Regions from separate parts of the Homo sapiens genome. Here region 2 is linked to region 1. A link is an interaction called in ENCODE POLR2A ChIA-PET data of the cell type or tissue named here. Cell type or tissue: GM12878. All regions are shown on one strand. Links, peaks and the distances in the headings refer to the core of each region. The heading gives the core; the rest is flanking DNA.

Region 1 (6,364 bases), core at 443-5,442:
GGCCAAAGCTGTAAGGGCACAAATCAAGCACAGCCTTCAGAGCACTAGGGACATGGCAACTGGGGTGTTGGGTTCAAGGCCAGGCAGGTGTGACTGGTGAGGCTGAGGAGGCAGAAACTCAGTCATGGAAGGCCTCATTCACAGGCCAAAGTCCAAGGAGCCTCAATTTGACCCTGTAGACAAAGGAGTTCATTGGACGATCTAAGACAGAGAGTAGGACTGTGTGGTTTTTAAGACAATGTGACATTTCTTTCTCTGCCCTCATCCTTACAGGATTTTTAGGACCCTTATGGAACCAAGTTCCTAGTGTCACTCCAAAATAATGTAACTGGCTGGATGCAGTGGCTCACGCCTATAATCCCAGCACTTTGGGAGGACAAAGCAGGAGGATTGCCTGAGGCCAGGAGTTCGAGATAAGCCTGGGCAACATAGCAAGACTCCATCTCTACAGAATTTTTTTTTTAATTAGCTGGACATGGTGTTATGTGCCTGTAGAGTCCCAGATACTCAGGATGCTGAGGCAGGAGGATCCCTTCAACCCAGGAGTTCAAGGCTGCAGTGATCTGTGATCACACCATTGCAGTCCAACCTGGGTGACAGAGCAAGATCCTGTCTCTAAAAAAAAGAAAAAAAAGAAAAAAAAAGAATGTAACTGGAGATGCATTCACTTTGCTTTTGCCCAGCCATTTTGATAATCAATATTAGGGGTTTGGGAGGTAGGGAGTGGGGAATGGAGGAACAGACTAGAATGAAAGCCAGCGCTATGGTAAAAGGAATTATTTTAGAATGGTGGGATTACAGGGGAGATTCCTTCTCTTATTTTCTATTTTACTAATTTTATGAAACATAATTCTGTTTCATTATGTGTATATACATATGTTTAAATTAAATGTATTTAAATATGAATCTTGAAAGGGATTGATTATTCCAAAGGAAATGAAGTAATAACAATTTCAGGGAAACTTTTTTGGATGGAGGAGCATCTGCTCATCCCCTCTCCAGTCCTATTCTGTAAATGGCCTTGGAAGGCTGTTCCTACCTCTGACATGTCTTAGAACCACGTTGAAGGGCTAGGGGCATAAACAAGGAGAAAAACAGTGAAGGAGAAAGGCAGAGAAGATTATTAGAAAAGCTTAAGATAATGATGTGTTTTATGTAATTCAAACTTTTATCATAGTGCTTCCCAATCATTTGAGGTTTCCTCAGCCATTAACTAGGTTTTAAAATTTTCAAATCTGGGGGTTTTGTTTTGAGTTTTAAACCCACAAGGACTCTCTGTCCCCTGTGTTCTTTTTCCTCTTCTGAATCCAGCTGTCATCGTTAGTATATATCAGTTTCCTGCTGGAATGGAAAGAAAATTATAGTGTCCAGTTGTAGTTGAGGGAACAAGAAAGAAAAAGCCGAACTGCCACAAGGACTCAGAGGGCTGGGTCTCAGGCTGGGCAGCGACATGGAGACGAGAGCTTTAATTCTTATATTAAACCCATCTTAAATTATTTGCTCTCAGGTTGGAAATTTTCCATTGAAATTTCTGTTTACAGAAATACTATCTAAGACTTGACTAAATATTTACCCCTTTGACAGATGGACTTTCTGTTTCTCTTATGCCCACACCCCTTAAAATTGTGTCTGTCACAGCTACTGAATTGAACATTTTCTTTTACCAAGTATTTAAACAAATACCTACCTGCACTTTCAGACTTTCATTTTAAGCTCTCTTGTTGGGTTTTATGAGCGGGTTTTTCCTTTCCTAGTCTCCATTTTATAAATTTTATGCAACTTGGTTCTTTTATAATTATGTGTATGTGTAATATATTGAAATATGACTCATGAAGAGGATTGATTAATCCTAAAGAAATGACATAGCAATCATAGATAGGAATATTTTAGGCTGATAAGGATTTGTCCATCCATACCCTTCATATAAATGATCTCAGAAGGCTGTTTTCCTACCCCTGAAATATGGATAGGATGCCCATTATACCCTCATTTTTAGGAAACATTGTTTTCAATCTCATCCTCCTTGTTTGTAGGGGGCTATAATAATAGTGGCCAACATTTATTGAGCATCTATCTCTATGCCAAGCACTGCCAAGCATTTTATGTGCATTAATGAAGAAAGTACTAATGTTCCTTCATGAGACCACAGAAACTGAGGCATAGCGAGAAGTGCCTAACATCCCATGTGTGCTAAGGTGGCAGATCCTGAGCTCTCCAGCTGCCCTCACTGTGGCCTCACGGCACAACCAGGGCCAGAGTCAGGAAACATCAGTCACTCGCTTAGGGAAGGGAGTCCGAGAACCCTCTTCGTGGACTCAACTTCCCAGGCTTCTGTCCCTGCTGCAGAATGCCCAGGCCACAGAGAAGGGACCCCCTTTTCAGGAGCTTCCACGTCACAGGCTTTTATGGGGCCTTTCTTGCTTGTGTTTCTGTTTCCCATCCTGAGGGTGTGTGGAATAATACGAGAGCCTACCCAGGACTGGAGCGTGTTATTAGAAAGAGCACGCTTGACTGCTCCCGGGCAGCCACCTGCCCTTTTTCCCTTGGAAAGTGGACCTATGGCCACTGCACAAAACACTTCCTAATACCAGGCTGCTGGTGACTACATTTTGTGGTTTCTTTGTTAGTTGATATTTATAGTTCAGATCTCATCACTCTGCCAAGTGCAATAAACATTTTGTTTTAACTGGAATATAACTTTTATTATTGTTATTATTTTTCTTTTAAATGTCTTAAAAGTGACCAGCTTGTGCAAGTGGAGTCAGAAACCCTAAATAGTCTAAATGCCAAGTCAGTGCGCTCTGTAGATCAGTGTACGATTAGAAGACAGGCTCTCATTTATTACTGCTTGTATTTATATAATGGAAGTTAGGTAACATAAGCCCCTCTGCAGGCCAGCTTAGATGTTGATGATGCTTAAATGGTAAAATCTGTGAGAAATGTTCAACAATGCCCTGTATTTGTACTGCCTAAAACATGAATAATACATATGTGACATGAATAAATAGGTCAGTGATTTTTATGACATATTAATTTCCTTTACCTAAGTTCCTGGGAAATATAGCTGAACAGTTACAGAGAATGAAAACAAACACTGGCATCTTACAAACACCTGCTTTGATTATTTAGTCTAATTAGGTTAAATTTAACTATTTCCATTTTAACAAATTGAAAACAATTCTTATCTGTTCCTCGGTCATGCACTTTATCAGTGTTGGATGCAGATGTGTTTAATATGACACAGTTGGTGCTGTTTTCTCAGCTCTGGGTGGGAAATAAAAAGGAATTGAGAACATATTTTTAGAGTCTTCTGGGGACTTTGTATTTCTGGGCCTATAGCTATGAAATTTTAAGGAGGAGGAAAAAAAAAAAAAAAAAACAGGCTTTGTTGTCAATAAATTAGTTGGTTTTCCCCAAAACACTGGAACTGTCATCTGAACTGCTGCTTGTGCCAAAATTATCTTTCCCAGGGAACAGTGAGCTTCTAAAATAACAGATGTTTCCTAGCTGTCTTTCAGAAGTCAGAATAATATAGGGTATGTTATTAGATTGCTAGGTTAACGTGGTGTTTACTCTGTTAATTCCAAACCTTGCGCTGAGTACAGAGGCCCACAATTCTTTAGAAATTTAGTTTAGAGATCATAGCAATTTAAGTGACTTACCCAAGGTTACACAGCTGGTTAGTGAAAAGGGTGAGCTTTCCTGACTCCTTATTCACCGTCCATTTCTGTGACCAAAGTTAAAGGCCTCATATAATGTGAGAGTTGTGTCTGTGGCAGAACCGTGTCATGAAACCTTCTACCCACATTTTCATCCCAGGAGTGAAATACCGTTCTAGTCAACAACTAGGGTCTCAGAACATCTGTGATTTCTTTTTTTTTTTTTTTTGCAGCTTTGTCACCCAGGCTGGAGTGCAGTGGCACAGTCATGGCTCGCTGCAGCCTCAACCTCATGGGCCCAAGTGATCCTCCTGCCTCAGCCTCCTGAGTAGCTGGGACCACAGGCGCATGCCACTATGCCAACCTAGTGGTTTTTCTGTTTTTGTTTTTAATTTTTTATTTTGTAGAGAGAGGTCTCCCTTTGTTGCCTAGGCTGGTCTCAAACTTCTGGGCTTAAGCAGCCCTCCTGCCTCGGCCTCCCAAAGTGCTGGGATTACAGGCATGAGCCACCATGACCGGCCACATCTGTGGTTTCAGTGTTCTCTGTTCCTGCCTTTCCCAGCTCCAGCTGCACATCACAGATAATCTGAAAGTAGTTGCCCATGTCAGTTAAATTTTTATGCAAGTAGTTTTTGAAAGTCTATTTAAGATATTTCATGTAAATGGAATCATACCTTTGTGGCCTTTCATGTGTGGATTCTTTCACTTAACATGTTTTGAAGGTTCATCCATGTTGGTCATTTTGTTCTTTTTATGGCTGAATAATATTCCAGTATATAGATATCACATTTTGTTTATCCATTCATCAGTTTGATGGACATTTGGGTTGTTTTCACTTTTGGGTTGTTATGAATAATGCTGCTATGAGCATTCATGGGCAAGTTTTTGCTGGGACCTGTGTTTTCAATTCTCTTGGGTATTTACCTAGAAGTGGAATGTCTGGGCCATATGCCAACTCTAAGTTTAACTTTTTGAAGAATTGCTAAATTGTTTCCAAAGAGTCTGCAACCATCTTACATTTTTACCACCAGTGTATGAAGTTTCCAGTTTCTCAATATCCTTACCAACTCTTACTGTCCATCTGTTTTATTAATAGCCATCCTAGTGCTGGGATCTAATTGTGCTTTTGATTTGCATTTCCCTAATGACTAATGAGTTTGAGCATCTTTTCTAGTGCTAGTTGGTCATTTATATATCTTCAAAGAACGGTCTCTTCAGATCCTTTGCGCATTTTTAAGTGAGTTGTCTCTTTTTTTTTTTTGAGACGGAGTTTCGCTCTTGTTGCCCAAGCTGGAGTGCAATGGCACGATCTCGGTTCACTGCAACCTCCGCCTCCCGGTTTCAAGCGATTCTCCTGCCTCAGCCTCCCAAGTAGCTGGGATTACAGGCATGTGCCACCACACCTGGCTAATTTTGTATTTTTAGTAGAGACAGGAGTTCACCATGTTAACCAGGCTGGTGTCGAACTCGCTACCTCAGGTGATCTGCCTGCCTCAGCCTCCCAAAGTGCTGGGATTACAGGCGTGAGCCACCGCGCCCAGCCGAGTTATTTCTCTTTTTATTCTCAAGTTGTAAGGGTTCTTTTTATGTCCAAGATATTAATCCCTTATAAGACACACAGTTTGCAAATATTTTCTCCCTTTCTGTGGATTTTTACTGTCTTCATAATATCCTTTGATGGACAAAAGTTTTTAGTTTTGAAGTCCATTGTATCTGTTTTTTATTGCTTGTGCATTTGATTTCATGTCTAAAATAATTGCCTAATCCAAAGTCACAAAGATTTGCACCCATGTTTTCCTCTGGAAGTTTTACAGTTTTAGTTCATAAGTTTATGATCCATGTTGAGTTAATTTTTATATCTGATAGGAGGTACAGATTCAGCCTCATTCCTTTGGCATATGTGACTATCCATTTGTCCTAGCACTGTATTTCAAAAAGACTATCCTTTCCCCATTGAATTGTCATGGCACCCTTGTCAAAAAGTCAGTTGACCATAAATTAGGGGTTTGTTTCTCGATTCTTAATTGTATTCCATTGATCTATGTATCTATCCTTATGCCAGGAGCACACTGTCTTGATTATCATTACTTCATAGTAACTTGAAATCAGGATGTGTGAGTCCTCTTTCTTCATTTTTCAACATTGCTTTGCCTATTCTGGGTTCCTTGCATTTTCACATGAATTTTAGGATCAGCTTGTTTGGGGGGGGGGCGGGAAAGGGAGGGAGGGAGGGAGGGAGGAAAGAAAAAGCCAGCTGGAATCTTGATAGGGATTGCATTAAATCTGTAGATCAATTTGAAGAGTACTGCCATCATAACAATATGATGTCTTTAAATCCACAAACACTGGATGTCTTTCCATTTATTTAGGTCTCTTTAATTTATTTCAGTGGGTGTTTTATAGTTTTCAGTGCACATATACTTCATGCACATCTTTCATTAAATAATTTGTTCCTATTCTTTTTGATGCTGTTATAAATAGAATTATTTTCTTAATTTCATTTGTGGATTGTTCATTGCTACTGTATAGAGCTACAATTGATATTTGTATATTGATCTTTTATCCTGCAACATTACTGAACAAACTTATTAGCTCTAATAGGTTCTATTGTGGACTCCTTTTTTCTTGACTAATTGCTCTGGCTAGAACCTCCAATACAGTGTTGAATAGAAGTGGCAAGAGCAGACATCTTGTCTCATTCCTGA
Region 2 (6,364 bases), core at 413-5,412, 240 kb after region 1:
GCAGGGATGTCAACTCAGGTGAGTCTTCCTCTAGCCCAGAGTTCTTCTGACCACACAAAGACTGCCCTCTCTGTGGGGAGGAATGTAGAGATAGTCAGGGCTCAGCATTATGGACCTGCTGGGTGCTCTGCCCTGAGATCAGCCTCCAGGCAGTTCTTTCTTGGGATCTTCACCCCTGCCTGGCCACCAGCCATGCCTCTGGCCCAGTCCCCTCCCAGGGAGACATTTGCAGGCCTTGAATAGCCTGAGTCATGGCTGTGAGCTGGAGGAGAGAGAGAGAGAGACAGAGCCTGGGGGCTGGTATCATCCAAGACCCCATGCCAGGACCTTCCAGTGAGCCAGCCATGGATGAGTGGGGGCAGCACACAGAGAACATTCCTGGAAAACAATTTGCCTTTAGTAACCCTCTCAGGCTTTCTTGGCCATACCAACACATTTGGTCTCAGGTTGGCAAGGCCTGGGATGGCTGTGAGCATCTGGTGAGGCCTTAGTGGGTCAGGGGGAATGCTGCTTTGGCCTCCTGGGAACTGCCAACGGGCATCTCCACTGGAAGGTCCTGGATGGTACCTTCATGATGCAGTTCATGGTGTGAAGACTTCAGGCTGCAGAATTAGCGATTCACTGACTTTATTCCAGAGAGGGAGAGAGCCCAGATATATATGTATGCATGTAAGTGTGTATGTCTGAGTAATAATGTGTGTGTGGGTGCATGCATCTATGACTTAGACATTCATTCATTCATTCAATCATTCTGCAAATATTTACTGTTGCCTATTATGTGCCATGGGAGATTCCACAGTAAATAAAAGAGGCAAGGTCCCTGTCCTCAAAGGTGTTATTAGACCCAGAGCACACATCTCCATGTGATGCGTGTGTACATAAAGGAACATGTGGCTGCCTGTGTGTGTGTCTGAAGAGAGGTCTGAATATCTGAGTTTCTGAGTATGTGTGTGTCTAAACATATGAGTCTGAGCATGTGTGTGTGAAGGGGAGAGAATTACTCATCCACTTAGAAAGGCCTCTCCCAGAGCAGTTATATTTTCATAAATAAAAATAATCAGATAATGAGTTCATTTCCGATCTCAAGTTTGATGCCAACATTCCAGTGAAACAAGACTCGCTGGCGGGCTGGCTGCACTCTGTGTGGCTTGGATTAGCTGGGGAAAGTGCAGAGGCCAGACCTGCCACTTGCAGGCTGTAGGGAGTAGAGGAGGAAGAGAGGGTGGCCTACAACCAAAGGACTGACAGCATGTGTCTGGGGCTGAGTAGCCCCTCACCCTTACACAGGTATCAGCAGACAACACTCAGGAGTAAGTTCGGGCCTTATACCCCCAACAGCCTGTGTAAGGCCTGAACTTCCTCCATTCACTCCTTGGAACCAGTGATGGACAGAGTCTGTGCTGCTTTGTAAATGCAGATGGCCCCAGAAAAGATGGCCCACTGAGCTGCCATGAATCATGGAAGGCTCAGTGAATGACCCTTTCCCTGGGCACCCAGGCCAGAGCTCAGGGATGCCTGCTGGGAGAACAGTAGCAGGGTACAGAGAGAGGTTGTGACTAGATCCCCTAGGGGAGAGGGATAGAGGCCACAGGCAGACTACAGCCCCTGCTTCTGCTTGGATTGACATTCAAGGAGTCAAGTTAATGCCTCAGTTCGGCATTCATGGTCTTGGACAATGGTTTTCCCAAATGGATCTGGGCTCTCCTGGTCCACCTCCCCTCACCCATGCTCCTGCCAGACACAACCATCTTCTACTTGGCCCTCTCTGCCTTTGCTTAGGCTATTCCTTCTTGGAATGCTTTTCCCCAACTCTGCATGCCCAAATGGATCAGGTCTTGAAGATCCAAATGTGGCCCCCTTCATGCAGTCTTCCCTAATTCTGCCAGCTAGGAATGCTTTCTCACATTCAGTGGTGACCGCCTTTTAACAGTGTCCTCCTTTTCCTCCTGGACTCCAAGTTCCAAGAGGGCAGGATCTGTGCCTCCCTCAGCTGATTTTCCTCCACAAGTCCTAGCCAGCCTGAAGATGGGGCTGCTCCTGCAAGCTGGTCAGAAAGGTGAACGGAGCTGGAGTCAGTAGCAACTGTAGGTGGACCTGGGGGGAACCAGTCAAGGTTGTGCCTTGAGATATGCCCCTGCTCTGAATTTGAGACCTAATGCCAGACAGGAGTGCCCTGGAGTTAGATAGGGGCTTGGAAAAGGGCACTAAGGGGAGAGGGATGGGGAAAGGAGAGGGGCTTTTCCTAGGAGGCACGACTTGGACCCCAAAGCGAGACATCTGTGAGATGTCAGGGTACTACACTGGGGGGCTGGGGTGGAGGATTGTGGGGATAATCAATTCAGAGGCACAGGCTGATTTTCTGCAAGTAAGGAAGAGGAGTCCACAGAGGTTGTCTGTCCATCCATCCATCTGTCCATTCTTCCATCTGTCCATTTCACTATGTACTTACCTGTTCATGCATTCAACAAGCAGCATTGAGCCTCTCCTGTATGCCGAAGCCTTGTGGAGCTTTACATACATTATTTCATCTACTCACAACAGCTGCGTGAGGAACGTATCTCAGAGGAGGAGGCTGAGCCTCAGAGAAGTTGAAGGCAACGTTCAGGGTCACAGTCCAATGTCCACGCTGCTTCTCCAAAACCCGAGCTCTTCCCACGCCAGCAAAGAACAAATGGCTTATTTCTCAGCCTCTCCCTGGCTTCAGGCTGAGCTAGATCATGGCCCTTGGGCAATATGATTAAGCCTTTTTCTTGTCTGGGAAGTTCAGCCTGTGTCTCCACCCAGGGGCCCCAGACACAATTTGGCCATCAGCCAGCTGTCTTTATCCTCTAACATCTTTGCTGACAAGACCACTTCTAGGGGCAAGCTCCTAACCCAAGGAGCAAAGCTTCACCAGTGGAATTTTTAACAGAGAGAGAAGCTTTTTTGGGCAGGCACCCTCTTACTTTGCCAAGAGGGAGGATAATCCTGGCAAGAGGGTCCAGCATGACAGAAAGAGCTGCAAGTGTTGTCAAAAATCACCTGGGAGGTTGCTGTAAATGCATATTCTGGGGCCCCATCCCTATACAGTTCAGTTAAATAATCTGGGATGGGCACAGAAGTCTGAATTTTTTTTTTTTTTTTTTTTTTTTTTGAGACGGAGTCTCGCTCTGTCGCCCAGGCTGGAGTGCAGCGGCGGGATCTCGGCTCACTGCAAGCTCCGCCTCCCGGGTTCACGCCATTCTCCTGCCTCAGCCTCCCGAGTAGCTGGGACTACAGGCGCCCGCCACTACGCCCGGCTAATTTTTTGTATTTTTAGTAGAGACGGGGTTTCACCGTTTTAGCCGGGATGGTCTCGATCTCCTGACCTCGTGATCCGCCCGCCTCGGCCTCCCAAAGTGCTGGGATTACAGGCGTGAGCCACCGCGCCCAGCCCAGAAGTCTGAATTTTTAACAAGCCCCAAAGGTTGTTGACGTGCGTTGTCAGAGGACTCACAAGAAATGGGCACGAAACAGGACTTCCCTTAATGCACCTGAAGATCACACCACTGTTTAGCGCGGACACATTTCACAGTTAAATGGCACTCATCTGAATATCTAAAATCTTTCATTTTTTTTTTCTTTTAACCTGTGCTGATGCTGTGGATTTCTTGGATTCCACAAGCAGATCCTTACACTGAATCCCCTTCAGACTCATCTCTTTAAATGTGGCCTATCCACCCAGCCTGACCAAATCTTTTTGGATCCCAATTTTATTATTCAGTGCATTTCCCACTCTTCTCAGCTTGGATGGTCTGCAAATTCTACCAGCCACATATCCACCCAAGTTCCTGATAAACATGTCGAAGGGGCCAGGACCAAAGCTGTGTAAGAAGCTCTCGCCACACCACCACAGGCAGGCCTCAAGGCCCAGCGCCTGAGGAGTCACAAAGCCTGCAACCTGAACTGCTTCACCCTCCAGGCCTGCATGGCAGAGGACGCTATGAAAGGCTTGCTGGAATCCAGCCACGGGAGCCTGGCCATTCTAGTGTCCTCCCTCAGCCCATCAGCCGGACACGGAGGCTACCTGGATCAGATGCTGAACTCCTTCATGGCTTACTGCATTTTGGATGGACAAACCCATCTTTTCTCAGTGCATGTCCAGAACTGTGGTATCAAGTTCACAGATAGGTAGAGCAGGTTTCTCTCCGTGCCCCTTCCTGAGACTCAGGCCTCCTTGGTGACTATGCTGCAGTTTGGCAATCTCTAGGCCAGGAGACCTATGTATGTATATACCTGTGACCCAGAAGATAGGGTGGAGGTAGGCAAGGAGTAGGCAAGGGGTGGAGAGTTGGGGAGAGGCGAGACTCGTGGGAATTTGGTTTTCCTTAAGGCTGGAGTTTGGAATAAGTGGTCAATGTAACTGGCCGTAAGCCTTGGAATGAAACTCCTCCTTTCCCACTGGCAGAAAGGGCTGAGCCGCCGCCTTGCACATCCCAGGCTGGAACTTGAGCCGCGCAGCTGGCTGTGTGCAAAGTGGGGAAAGAGGGGAAGAGGGGACTCTAACAAAAATGTTCTGGGCCTGGCTGGGAATGCTGAGCACAGAAATTTGATCGGGGACTGAAACAACTCCAAATGTTTCCCACATTTCTTGGAAATGGAGGCATTCTCACCAGAACCTGGGTTTTCTTTTGAATAACACTTCCCCCTAAACCTGTCCCCCACCCTGAGAGGGTGGGAGTTGGGACGGGAAGCAAGCATTTACCATGCCATCAGCGATCCTGGGCTGTTTGTCTCTGAAATTACCATCAGCCATTAGAAGGGAAAAGTGGGGAGGCTTTGCAGAAGAGGTGCAAGAACCACCCAGCAACCCCAACTCGCTCCGCTGGGCTGCTGAGGTCCAGAGATTTATGTTCCTCCCTCTGCCCTGGTTCTAAAGCTCCTCCTCTGAGTTCAAGCTGAGTGGAGCTGCCTCCTGCCCTCCAAGGGCAGCTGTCCTGCAGCTCGCCCCTCCCTTTCTCTAGCTGTCCACCCCTTTGGCCTCTGCTCCCTGACTCCTGCTCTTTCAGGGGCCATGGGAGAGAGAGGCCTGACCCCTGGATTTTCACTGCCACCTCTTAGCCATTAGCCTGGCGCCTGAGGCCCTCGTCACACCCCAGGCTATGCTTGGGGCTGGGAGCCCTTTGCTGCCCACGCCTGCCCCTCTCAGGAGCTGGAAGAAGCCGCTGCTATGATAGAAGTTTCCATCAGAAAAAGGAGAGGAAGTGAAGGTTGCAGAAGGAGGAGAAAACAAAAGCTGTGTCAGTCTTTGCCCATGTCCAGATCTGGAGCCGGACAATCGCCCCTCGGGGGCTCGGCTTTGAGCCACAGCTGTGTCTGCCCTGTGGAAGGAGGAGCAGCCTCCCCCCACCTCTGGTTTTCCATGAGGTGGAAATGGGGCACCTAAGGAGAGGCACGAGCAGTAACAGAACCCTCTTCATACATATTATGCCCCCCAAGAAAGCGCGGGGCCTGGGTTCAGGTCCACTTTGTCATGAGCTGACTCTAGGGGACAGGCCCCCACCCGGGCTTCTCTCTCTTGTGGATGTGGACTGTATGGGTACACAGGGTTGTGCCAGAGGTTCCAGATGCTGCAGGACAAGCATGGCTCATCCTGGAGAGCATCAGGTTTGCCAGACTGTAGGAAGAAAAGCACCATCATTTTTATATTGAAGTAGCCATGTGTATATTATGAAGGAAGATGCAAAACACATATCAATTTTTAAGAAAACACCACTTTTCCAACAAATCACACCATTGGAGCCCCTTGAAGCTACTCCCTCGGATGCTCACTCTCCACTCCCTTCAAATACACCAGCCCTCTGTGCCTCAGTTTCTTCGGCCAAGAAGTGGGGTAGTGTTAACCCCACGTATGAGGAAAGGCTGGTGGGGCTGGGTGGAGGTGGGGTGGGACGGAGCTGGGCGGAAGCAGGCCTTTCCTCCTCCTGGGCCTGCAGCTTGCAAACTCCAGTGCTGTGTCCCCAGAGGAAACCTTCATTGAATGGGTCACTGGGCTTCCCCCAGCTGAGCTGGGTGTGACGATCTCCAGCTCTTGGCCATGTGCCTGGTCACCCAGATCCCAGTGGCCTGGAGACTTCCTGCCTGAGCCTCTTTGGGCTGAGGCTCCCAGGGCAGGTGCAGTGTCTCCAACAGGGGACAGCCCTGAGGCAGGGCACAGGTATGTGGGCAGGGACTGGGCACCCCCAAGCACTCCTACCTGCTCCTTTCATTCACTGGCCCTGGAGAAGCTGGGAGAAGAGGGTTTGAGGGGAGGGAACAGGGCATTCCTTCTTCTGGAGGCTCAGAGCATCAGGAAGAAGGTTGTGAGCTGCCAACCTGCTGCTGAAGCTGGCCCGTACCTAAGTTA

What was found. Peaks named below come from ENCODE experiments on the same cell type or tissue, not always from the same donor. Only the 100,000 strongest peaks of a DNase experiment are listed, where the experiment ranks them.
Region 2: POLR2A ChIA-PET joins it to region 1 with 5 read pairs; 2 of 35 experiments call an interaction of 5 or more read pairs at or near these places.

What each region holds. Positions count from the first base shown.
Region 1 is chr2:43,309,733-43,316,096 of GRCh38, reverse strand. All of the region lies in intron 31 of THADA (THADA armadillo repeat containing), which reads left to right. Among named protein-coding and RNA genes, the nearest start is that of LINC01126, 86 kb to the right of the region's middle. In GM12878, for the core only: no CTCF peak of the experiment used is centred there; no DNase peak of the experiment used is centred there; H3K27ac peaks cover 279 bases.
Region 2 is chr2:43,069,939-43,076,302 of GRCh38, reverse strand. LOC107985876 reads left to right here. Exons shown (of 3, transcript XM_047446566.1): 3 at 3,743-6,364. It overlaps LOC124907756 (a long non-coding RNA gene), which reads right to left and starts at 2,674. Exons shown (of 2, transcript XR_007086299.1): 1 at 2,450-2,674. In GM12878, for the core only: no CTCF peak of the experiment used is centred there; no DNase peak of the experiment used is centred there.